2 separate regions of the Mus musculus genome follow, and region 1 is linked to region 2. Evidence: chromatin contacts called from ENCODE Hi-C data. All regions are on one chromosome and are shown on one strand. Each heading gives the region's core, a stretch centred on a gene start or an enhancer-like site at or near the end of the contact. The rest is flanking DNA. Distances are from core to core; before and after follow the strand shown.

Region 1 (5,727 bases), core at 1,355-3,854, 160 kb before region 2:
CTCTGAGTTCTAGGCCAGTCTGGTCTATGTAGCAAGTTAAGTTAGCCATGGCTACACAGTGAGACCGTCTGAAAAAGAAATTCTTCCATCCAAGAACTGTAAAAGCAACATTTCTGTCAGAAATTCGCAGAGGCATTTTATGAGGGAAGAGGCCAGTGGAGGGACAGTATCTGGCAGTTCATTAGTTCTCCTGAAACTCAACCCCACCCCCCAAGATGGAGCTCAGGGCGAACAATTCTTGTTAGCGCAACAGCAGCAGCAGAATGGGCTCCAAGATGAGGAAGAAGCAGTGATTATATATTGCTGCAAGATTTTTACATGCCTCACTTTGAGCTTCCAACTTACTTAGAAATCCTTGAGCAGAGAAAACAATTCCCAAGTTTGCTTTCCAAGACTTGCAAGCCCCAGGTTAGAAACCTTTCTAAGCATAACTGGGACACCCCTGGAGTTTATTGCACAGCACCCACAGGAAATAGGGAAGCACTGCAGATGAAGAGGTCTAGCCAAAGAATGGTGGTGGCCAGTCCATCAGTGACCACAGGCAACCTCAGATATGTAATAACTAGTGGCATTTCTGTGTCACCTGATAGGACCTTAAATTGTGTGTAAAGCTGGGCAGTGGTGGCACACGCCTTTAATCCCAGCACTCGGGAGGCAGAGGCAGGCGGATTTCTGAGTTCGAGGCCAGCCTGGTCTACAAAGTGAGTTCCAGGACAGCCAGGGCTACACAGAGAAACACTGTCTCGAAAAACCAAAAGAAAAAAATTGTGTGTAAAACTAGAAGGTGGAGAGACTTTTATAAAACATTAATCATACGTAATGTTTCATTGACATTGCCATGAAAAGTTCCCAGAGTTGCTATGTAGGGACTGCCAATATCAGGGGAGAAATTATTCACACACTAGAATAAAATGTCTCACAATAGTCACAGTGCAGTTGTTTGATGCAGTTGTTCACTTGAAATAATATGCTTATTAAATAGCTAGAAGGATTTTTTAAAAGATTTATTTATTTATTATGTATACAGTATTCTTCTGTCTACCAGAAGAGGGCACCAGATCTCATTACAGATGGTTGTGAGCCACCATGTGGTTGCTGGGATTTGATCTCAGGACCTCTGGAAGAGCAGACAGTGCTCTTAACCTCTGAGCCATCTCTCCAGCCCAGGATTTTTTTTTTTTTAATTAGATTGGTACAGAAATCAAACCCACAAAGACAGTCCTTACTCTTCCAAACAGGGTAGCCTATGCTACCTATCCACCACATGCAGTCATCAACTTCATTATGTAGCCCAGGCTAGCCTGGAACTCAAGGCCCTCCTGGTTCAGCCCCACCAAATTCTGTGATTACAGGAACCAGAACTGACTGCCATGGCCTGAGACAGGATGTCATTGAGCCCAGGCTAGCTCTGAAGTTGTTATGTAGACAAGGATAACTTGAAGATCCTTTTGCCTCCATCTCCCCAGTACTGGGGTTACAAAGCTGTACCATCATTCCCACCCCACTTTTTTGGGTAAGATTTGTTTTACTTTTTATGAGTTTTAGTGTTCTGCCTTTATGAATGTATACCATATGTATGTCTGGTGCCCTCAGAGGCCTTGAAATTCAACTTAATGATAGTTGCGAACCATCCTGTCAGTGCCGGAAAACAAGCCCAGGCCCTCTGGAATAGAAGCAAATGCTCTTCATTGCAGAAGCCCCCCCACCTCCACCCTTTATTTGTTATTCTGACTTCCACATTTCTTGGAACCTTGCCAGTATACTGGGGGCTACAGTCTATTTATTAACAGGCTTTCCAACCAGGCAGAACTGTAATACCACATGTCATCAGCAGATGTCACATCCCTAATACGTGAAAAAGCTACGCTGCAAAATGACTAGCCAAAGGGTAGTCATTGAGTACCTGGTGTGTTCTCCCTAGGAGTGTGCCAGGGGCTTCGGGTTAACATTCCCGCATCGCAGTGAGGATTAAACTCGTCAAGACAAGAGTACATGCAACAATGGCCCAGCTCGGGGAGCGAAGTTATTACCAGGAAGTGGTGAGAACGTGGGGCTGCAGGCCTCCAAGCACACAGCCCCCGCCAGCAGGGGGCACGGCGTCCATCGCGCTGGGAGCCCAGGCTCAAAGCTGCCGCTGCGCACTGCGGCCGGGACGGGCTCTCCCGCACGGCGTGCTATGGTGGAGGGAGGGTAGAGCCATAGCAGGGGCGCACACGCGTGGGGCGGCCACACCGCCAGCATCCATCCTGAAGGAACTTCAGGAAGGGAGAAGCCGGGGAGTCGGCAAAGCAGATGCACTGATGCGCAACCCTGCAGTCTGAGGCTTACACCAAGCCTCTTCCTCTCGGGCCCAGGTCTGCGCGCGCAGGCTGCACCTGCCCGCGCACTCGGGCCGCCACGTGCTGAGGCCCCGCCCCACTCCCGTCCCCGCTCCCCCAACGCGCACCCGGCCCGGTGCGGCTCCTCTCCGCTAGGCTGCGCAGGGCACCGGGCGACCGAGGAGGGACCGCGTCGCCCCTCCCTCCCCCTCCTCGCCCCCACCTCTCGCTCTCCCCGGGCGGGCGGGGCCGCAGCCGCGCACCGTGGGCTCGCGCCCCGCCTTTGTCTCCCGCGCCCGCCGCCGGCTGCCGGAGCCGCTTTGTGCGGCGCGGCCGCGGCTCAGCATGGACGTGACGGTGTCGCAGCTCGTTGAGCTGTTTCTGCAGAGCCCTCTGGTGACCTGGGTGAGCGCTCGGAGCGGCACCGGGGACCGGGAGGCTCCGTGTCGGGTGGGCGTCCCCACGGCTTCCCACTCGGGAACGCGCACCTGTTCCCGGCGGCCGTGGGGGCGGGGAAGGGGGGTGACCCCTCCTGAAGCTCAGAGACCCGCGGTAGGGGCGCAGAGTGGGACCGTGGACCGGCGGGCTGAGCGTGCTGCCTTCCTGTGCGTCTGAGACGTGAGGATTTTGTTGAAAAGTCCTTTTTATTTATTTCTCTATTTTCCTCGCGTTCTGGGACGCTGGAGAAAAGTTAGCCAGAAGTCCTGTCCGGAGGCGGGAAAGGACCGCGGTTCGGGAAGGGTAGGCTTGCTGCCTGCGAAGAGTACCACGGTGGTTGGTGACCTCCCTGGCCTGCCTTGTCCCCCAGCGTCAGACCAACATGCTTTTGCCTCCCCGCAGGTGAAAACTTTTGGATCGTTTGGAAGCGGCCACCAGGACAACTTGACTCTGTACATGGATTTAGTGGACGGCATCTTTTTGAATCAAATCATGCTGCAAATGTAAGTTGCCTCTTCAGAGAGGATACTTTAAGAAACCTAAGATTGTAGCGTGAATGCCGGATGGCCAGGGAGGGATTCCGTTCAGGTGGGCCGTTGGACCCCCCCATCCCCCAGCACCTCATTCGAGCTAAGGAAATTTGCGGTTGACTCATTTGTAAACTCGGGCACTTGATGGTAGTCTGAGTGCTGACACCAAAAGTCCCTTTTCTTTTTGGAGGGACACAGAACTGTAAAGAGGGTCTGGTTGGTTACAGGAAATGTCCGCTGGGTCTGGAGCATCGCGGTGTGAACGCAGTTTCACTGTGGCTTGGGAACTGGGCTTCTGAATCTCCTTCTCTTCCCAATTGTTGGGGCAGATGCAGTCATTAATCGTCCTTGTGTGAATTGGGTTTAGAAGGCACACAGGCAGGCAGGCAGGCTGGCTGTTTAGAACGTTTGCTTGGGCTTAAACAGGGTCTCGTAGATACTACTTGCCGGCCGCACCTCTGACCACATCCGTTGTGGAGTTCTGCAGAGCCTGTCTGTCTGACATCTTAGCACCACTTAGGTGTTGGCTCCTACCCCTCCATTCTGTGTTTAACTTAGAAGCTTCGGGGATCCTATTGGAAGTGAGTGACAGTATGAGTCACAGGCACTTGGAACAAAATAAAACTGGATCAGCCTTTACATGTACCCACTCAGCTGGGACTGATGGAGGTGTCACACTCAGTAATCCATTAGCTAATGAAATACAGCTTGGATTTGTAGCTGGGGGTGGGGGCGGGTAGGGGGTGGTTTCCCAATGAGATGACTCCATTTGTTTTCATAGGACATTTGATTCACAGTGGTAGAAACCCCGTCTTTTTTTTTTTAAATCCAATTCCACTGGTCTTCAGAGTTTGACCAGGTTCTAAAGAGACATTTGCTGTTGGCTTTGGCTGCGCTTCTCTAAGGACTGATGAGAATTGAGTTTTTCTGCGGCTGCCTCTGAGCAGGCTTGGGCTCTGGCCACGCTCCTGCCACCCCCGTTCCGTCAGGCCCCAAGAATGGCTGGGTTCCATTGGTAGAAGGACCATTACAGCCTATCCCCGTTAAGCTTGCGGCTGTGTAATTAAAAAACACAGCAGTGTCCTCCAGTCTTCCACTTAGCTACACACAGGCACAGGGGAGAACAAAAGCCGGGGGGACGATTCGCTTTCTTCCCTGACCTTTGGAATTCCTGAAGCCTTTACACTTGCCTGTAAATCAGGGAAGAAAACTGCCGGCTCATCACTTATTTGCATTTGCCGCGCCCCCCCCCCCCCCCGAATTCTGGCAGAGGGCTGTCTGTTCCCCTCCCTGACAGTTTTCAGACTCATTTTTCCCTCTGTGATATGTAACTGTGATCCTTCTGGAAGAAGAACCTGGCAGGTGTGCAGCAATCCTGGGGCAGCCACAGAGACAAGAAGTGGCCTTCCCATACCAGGAAACAGAGGCGGGAGTGGGCACAGGACCTGCCAGTCATAATTTTCTGCTTCTAGGGAATCCTAACTTGGCGCCAGGTAACAGGCATCAAAATGTGTTTGCCTCCGGAAGTGGGTGGGGCTTGACTGCCACGCAGGCTTTGAAATGACTCCCTGGCATGGATTCTCCCCCACTCCGGGGCTGGGATTTAAGATACACACATTTTCCTCCTTGTAAAAGTAACCTCGATAAGATACAAATCGGGGCTCCTGTAGTTTTCTGGTATTTACCTGTAGTATCCAGGGTCCTAGGTTCCATACCTGCCACCTCAAAAGGTGGGTAACTAAAAGACCCTTGGATGATTGTGGTGGCGCACAGCTCTATTCCTGACCTTTGAAAGGTGGAGGAAGGTCAGGAGATTAAGGCCAGTCTTAGCTACATAGCAAGTTCAAGGCCAGCCTGGGTGATATGAGACCTTATCTCAAAACACACACACACACAAAACAAAACCCAAAGAGAACCCTGACTGAATGTTGAGCATACTAAGTGGTCAGAGTAGGCTTGAACCTGAGGTCGTCTTCACACAAGCAGTGCGACACTGGGACTCTTGTAGGTGCCCCAGTTTCCTCCTCTTCAAAGTGGGAAGTAACGTTCTGCCCTAAAGAAATGGTCCTGGAGATTAAGCGTGATGATTTACTAGTACCTAGTTCAGCACTGGGTAGGAATGGGTGTTGGGGCCATACACCCATACACAGACAGGGTACTGGGTTTCTTTAGTCTACTTAAAAAAAAAAACAAAAAACAAAAAACCAAGTGTGTGCATGCGCATGTGCACGAGCGAGTGCATGTGAAGTCAGAGGGCAGCTTGCAGGAGTTGGTTCTCTCCCATTGTGTGGTTCCTGGAGATTGACCTCAGACTTGGTGGCAAGTGCCTTGGCTTGCCGAGCCATCTCACCAGGCGCTTCTGCAGTCTCCTTCCTTCCCTCTGTGTTCCTGATGATAGGCTGAGTCAAAGGTCTAGGCTAACACTCGACTTCCCATCACCT
Region 2 (5,066 bases), core at 691-3,190:
AAGGGGGAGGGATCCAAGCTCATTTCCACACAAGTCTTTGTCAAGAGCTCCTGGCAGGGGTTCCCCAACTCAGACAGGCATCTACCACCCTTTGTTTGGGCTGGAATCTGCCACTCCTCTTCTCCACTACACATATGCTCTCTTTACAAGGCAATGCTTGTGGTACTACAGGGCCTGCCCTTAATCTTCTCATTCTTTTGGGACATGGAGGGAGCTGTGGAGTCCTCAGGGTGAGTATGAACAGCTAGCAGGTCAGGAACTGGCTGGTGTTCCAGCCTCTAAGACCCAGAGGGACCAAATGGACCAACTGCCGTTCCCAGCGAATTTCCAGGAAGGACCACACCATGTTCTACAAGACCAAGTGGAGCGGGTAGCTCCTCCGGGGCTGAAGCAGAGCTGAAGGCTGCAGTCCTGGCCGGGCTGCTGCGGCAGTCAGTGAGACAGGAGAGTGGAAGGAGGACTGAAGTGAGGCATGGTGGGCAGGCCTTGAGGATGGAGTCAAGGTGGATGGGGAAAGAGGCCCCAGGGCAACTTCTGGACTTAGAGACAGAGTGTGTGAGGTGACCTACTCATTCACTCTGGATCATGGTGGGCTGATGTCTCTGGAAAATGATTTTTTTAAAGCAAATTAGATTTTCTTTTTTAAAACAAAAGTAAGTTTGGAAGCTGGGAGTACCTATAGATCTAGGAACTTAGGAAGTGGAAGTTGAGGCAAGGTTTGCTTGAGCCAGGATTTCAGCCCAAACTGAGGGGGTGGTGGAGAACTTCCATCTGGGCTCCTGCGTCACTGTGTTCCCTGCCCAGGCTCCTTCTCCAGGGGCCCCATCTGACTGCTCATTGTTTCCCAGAACAAGCCTGGGTCTGGCCCCCAGGAGGGGTTCAGCCAATGTGGCTCTGCTTTAAAAACATGCCTTTCCATTTCCTCCTCGAGAACAGGGCATTGTTAATACACTTCTGAAAGGGTGGGTATCCATGCCAGGAGGAGAATGTTTCCATCCCTGGAGGCTGAGTGTGGAGCTGGCTGGGCGGGTTCACACTTTGTGTCTGTGTGAATCAGGAGTCATGGGGGAGGGTGCCCCCTCCCTTTCCATGTTTTCCAGTTCAAATCCAGGAAGCAAAAAGAAAAAACAGCTAGCCCTCTGGGTCGCCCAGGGAAGACTAGACCATTTCCCCCATGAAAATGTCACTTGGGTCTCACACCCACCTCTCCCACAGCCCTCAGCATTCTCAGGAGCTGAGACACTTCTCAGCCACCCGAGGCAAGCCCCAAGTCTGGATCAGAGAGACTCTAACTCCTATTTTAGCTCTGTCTCTTATTGGTGGTCTTGGCAAGACTACCACCTAGAGCCCACCAGCTCCCTCTATGGAAAGAATAATACCAAGCCAGAGAGGTTCCAAATTCACCAGGAAAGAGGCCAGAGGGACTGCATAAAACATCATGAAGAAAAAGAAAAGCAGCTATAAGGCCCTCTAAATATGGGGGATTTCTGCAATGGGAGGAGGGGGTCAGAGCACCAGCCTTTGGCTGGCTGGGAGACATCTCAATTTTCTGTCTGAGTCGTCACTTGTGTGACCAGGACAGTAAGGACTCTGACCCCCACTCCTGACCAGAACCTGGATGCTGGCTTCCATGGATCAAGCGTTTCTTTCTTATGACAGTGCTGACTGTCATTAGATGACACTTTACAAAGACTCAGTCTCTGAGAGGGAAAAGCAAGTTGCTGAAAGTCAAACTAGAAAGGAAAGGATCTCGCTGAACAGGTCTTACATAAGACCTGAGGTAGATCCAACCAAGGATTGTCTGAATCTGTGGCTCAGACTGGCCCCGCAGGGAGACATTCCCTCTAGGCTAGCTTTGGATAGCACGGTGGTTGTGGCTTGGAGCGCTCAGGCCTGATTAGTTCTCATTCAGCAAGGAAGTTGTATCTTGGCCAGCGGCTTGCTGGAGTGTATTACCTTAGCGACAGATGGCAGGGCCTGGATCCAGCTCTGTTCCCCAGCTCTCCTGGAAGGTCCAGTTGCCCTCCTCAGGTAGCGCTCATGGACTTGACATGAGTTCAGAATATACAGTGCACAGGCCAGGGCGTAGCCTCCCCAGTTAGAAACACCTAGAATGCAAAAGGAAAAAATGTTCCATCACAGAACTGTAAAGATCCTGGGCTCCACTGGTCTGCCTCCAAGCAACCGGTGTCACCTCAGAGCACTGGCAGAAAGAGCAGGCACCAGGATGACCTAGGGACTTGCTGCAAGTTCTTGGGCCTCAGCCCAGACCTCCTAGATCAGAATTTCTGCAAGATTGCTGGGGTGCGGATAAGTTTTAGGGAGCCCTGTAGGTATACTTGATTCAAGAAAAAGTTTGAGAACCATTGCTTGAAGCTATTAGGGCTGTCCCACGTTAATGACTGTTAGAGGAAAAGCCACTTCTCACAGAAAGCCATTCCAGAATTCCCAACATGAAAGCACTGCCCAAGGGCTGCTCTCAACCCCTAGGCTACACAGAAGCCTGTCCCCTGAGGCATAGAGCAGACAGCCTGCCAATTGAGGCTTGCCATTTCTCTGTGCAGAAGACCATCCCTAACTCACCCTCAGACCGACCTCCCTAGTCTGCCAGCCAGGCCCCAGGGCTCATTTCCCACAGCAGAGTCTATTTTGTCTATTCTCTGACACCTGTTTGAGTTCTCAGTCCTGTCAAAGACTGATGGGGGCTGTTAAGCTCTAGGCTCTGCATCATTAAGGAAGAAAGGAGGATAAGACAGCTCAGTGGGTAAAAACTCTAGCTGTCAAGTTTGGTGACCCAAGTTCAGTCCCCAGGACCTATACAGTGGAAGGAGAGAACTGATTCCTGCAAGTTGTCCTCTGACTTACACACACACACACACACACACACACACACACACACACACACGCTCGCTCGCTCGCTCGCACAGATGCACACACAAATAGATAACTATCTCTTTTAAAGGAAGAGGATCATCAGATGGAGGAGAGAGGTGTGCACATAGCCAGCCTCAGGGTAAGACGATCATCAATGAGATGCTTGCAAAGGATTCTGGGGTCACTAGAAGAGAGACCAGTTACTCTGTTTGGTTCAGGAAAAAGTCACAGAAAAGAGTCATTGGATGTGAATTTTATGATCTGGGTAGAATTCAACTGGAGAGAGAGTGGAGCTGTGCAGTGGGAGGAGCCAGGTAAGCAAACGTACAAACACAAACCCCAGGGAGTACAAAGGGATACAGCCAAACACGGCCAAGGAAGACTACTATATCATAGTTACACTCGAATCTCTGACACTGGTAGATGTCTATGTCTCTGGTCGCGTCTTACAGCTGTCATCAGCTGGCTTGTCAGGGCTATACAAATCGTGGGGGCTGCGTCATCAACAGAACACTCAAGGGAAAAGCGATTCTTGCTTTGGTTGAATAATCTAGTCTGCCATCCTGCTGCAGATGGCTTGTGTGTCTTAGCTCCTGGAGTCCTTAAAGCAAACCAACGAGGCATAGCATCATTGTCTACATGTGAGCAACTCAGAAACAGACACAGAAGGGAAAAGATCACACAGCGAGTGAGTTGTAGACATATGATGTAATTCAAGCTATTCCCTTCAGAGCTCACATTCCTTTTTCTTTTAAAAAATGATTTTTTAAAGTTTTTTAATTGTGTTAAAATCTACGTGACATGAATATATTATTAAAACACCAGATGGATCCTTCCCTGTTCTCACACCAGCAACAGAGAGGGTAATGTGACCACTGAGGGTGTGGGGGTCTCTCTCTGCCAGGAATCTCACAGTTTTATAGCAGCAGATAGCTAACCCAAGTGTGCTCCAATCCAGTTCAGTTGCACCTCAATGTCAGAGCCCATGGGCTTGCCAGAGGTCTTGGTCTCTAAGACTGCCTCCTCCTCTTTTGATTCCAATGTTGAACCCCAGGTTGCTCATCATAGCCTCTGACTGACTGTGAGGGTTCCTGAAAGCTCATATTGGATTTAATTACCTTGCTTCAACAGCCACAGGGGAAGGCTGTTTTATTACAGAGGATGTTATGAAAGATCTAGATGAAAAAAATGTACTGGTAAGGCACACAGAAATGGGCCTGGTGCTTGCTCTGGTTGCTCTGTCCTCCAGGAACAGCATGTGTCTGGCCACCTGGGAGCTCTCTGAACTCTTTTGGGCTTTGGTGGAGAGCTGTGTTAGCAGACAGAGTGGAAAGCAAAACCAGCTTTCTTGGCCTCTTCTTTGCCTCTCTGTGCAGCATCCTTCTTACTGGGTGGGGAACAGGACTCTCCGGACCTGGATGGTCTTATGATCTATCAGACAAGGGTAGATTGGAGAATTTCTTTGTGGCTGCCTAAAATGGGAGTATATTCTCACTCTGGGGAAGAGAAATTCTAGTTTCTATGGTCTGCCTTGGAGAGGGAGTTATATAAACTTAGATCCATGGGTGAAAACAAAGAAATTTTCTTTCTTCCTTTCTTTCTTTCTTTCTTTCTTTCTTTCTTTCTTTCTTTCTTTCTTTCTTTCTTTCTTTCTTTCTTTCTTTCTTTCTTCCTTCCTTCCTATCTATCTATCTATCTATCTATCTATCTATCTATCTATCTATCTAGTATGTATGTATGTATTATCTATCTACCTACCTATCGTCTATCTGCCTATCTATCATCTTCTATCTATCGAAAAATAATCACATTAGAATTCACCACTTTAGCCATCTTTAAGAGTATAGTCAGGCTCTTCGGATCCCAGGTGCTGCAGGAGCACGGGTTACCGTGCAGACATGGCGAAGTTCAAGAGCCACACCACACATCACCAGTTCCACAAATGGCACAGAAATGGCATCAAGAAACCCCGGTTGCAAAGATACGAATCTCTTAAGGGGGTTGACCCCAAGATGCTGAGGAACATGCGCCTTGCCAAGAAGCACAACAAGAAAGGCCTGAAGAAGATGCAGGCCAACAATGCAAAGGCAGTGAGTGCGCGCGCAGAGGCCATCAAGGCCCTGGTGAAGCCTCAGGCCATCAAGCCCAAGATGCCAAAGGGCCCCAGCCGCAAACTCGGTCGTCTGGCTTTC

The links. A loop is a pair of places that touch in the nucleus more often than their neighbours do.
Region 1: a loop to region 2 is called in a map of CH12.LX, with 2.7 times the contacts of the local background. The contact joins the promoter of Ccdc88c here to the enhancer-like site in region 2. A Hi-C loop is called at or near these places in 9 of 37 maps with a recorded cell type or tissue (CH12.LX, gastrocnemius, heart and 3 more).

Annotation. Positions count from the first base shown.
Region 1 is chr12:101,025,768-101,031,494 of GRCm38, reverse strand. It overlaps Ccdc88c (coiled-coil domain containing 88C), which reads left to right and starts at 2,604. Exons shown (of 30, transcript NM_026681.5): 1 at 2,604-2,723; 2 at 3,159-3,259. The coding sequence starts at 2,664.
Region 2 is chr12:100,864,146-100,869,211 of GRCm38, reverse strand. It overlaps Dglucy (D-glutamate cyclase), which reads right to left. Exons shown (of 13, transcript NM_145448.5): 12 at 1,957-2,108. It also overlaps the pseudogene Gm8482. Among named protein-coding and RNA genes, the nearest start is that of Gm36572, 27 kb to the left of the region's middle. Within about 2 kb of position 1,940, at least 1 of the 3 ENCODE cell types and tissues checked has a DNase peak (open chromatin) inside an H3K27ac peak, as active enhancers do; it is gastrocnemius, where a contact is called at or near this core.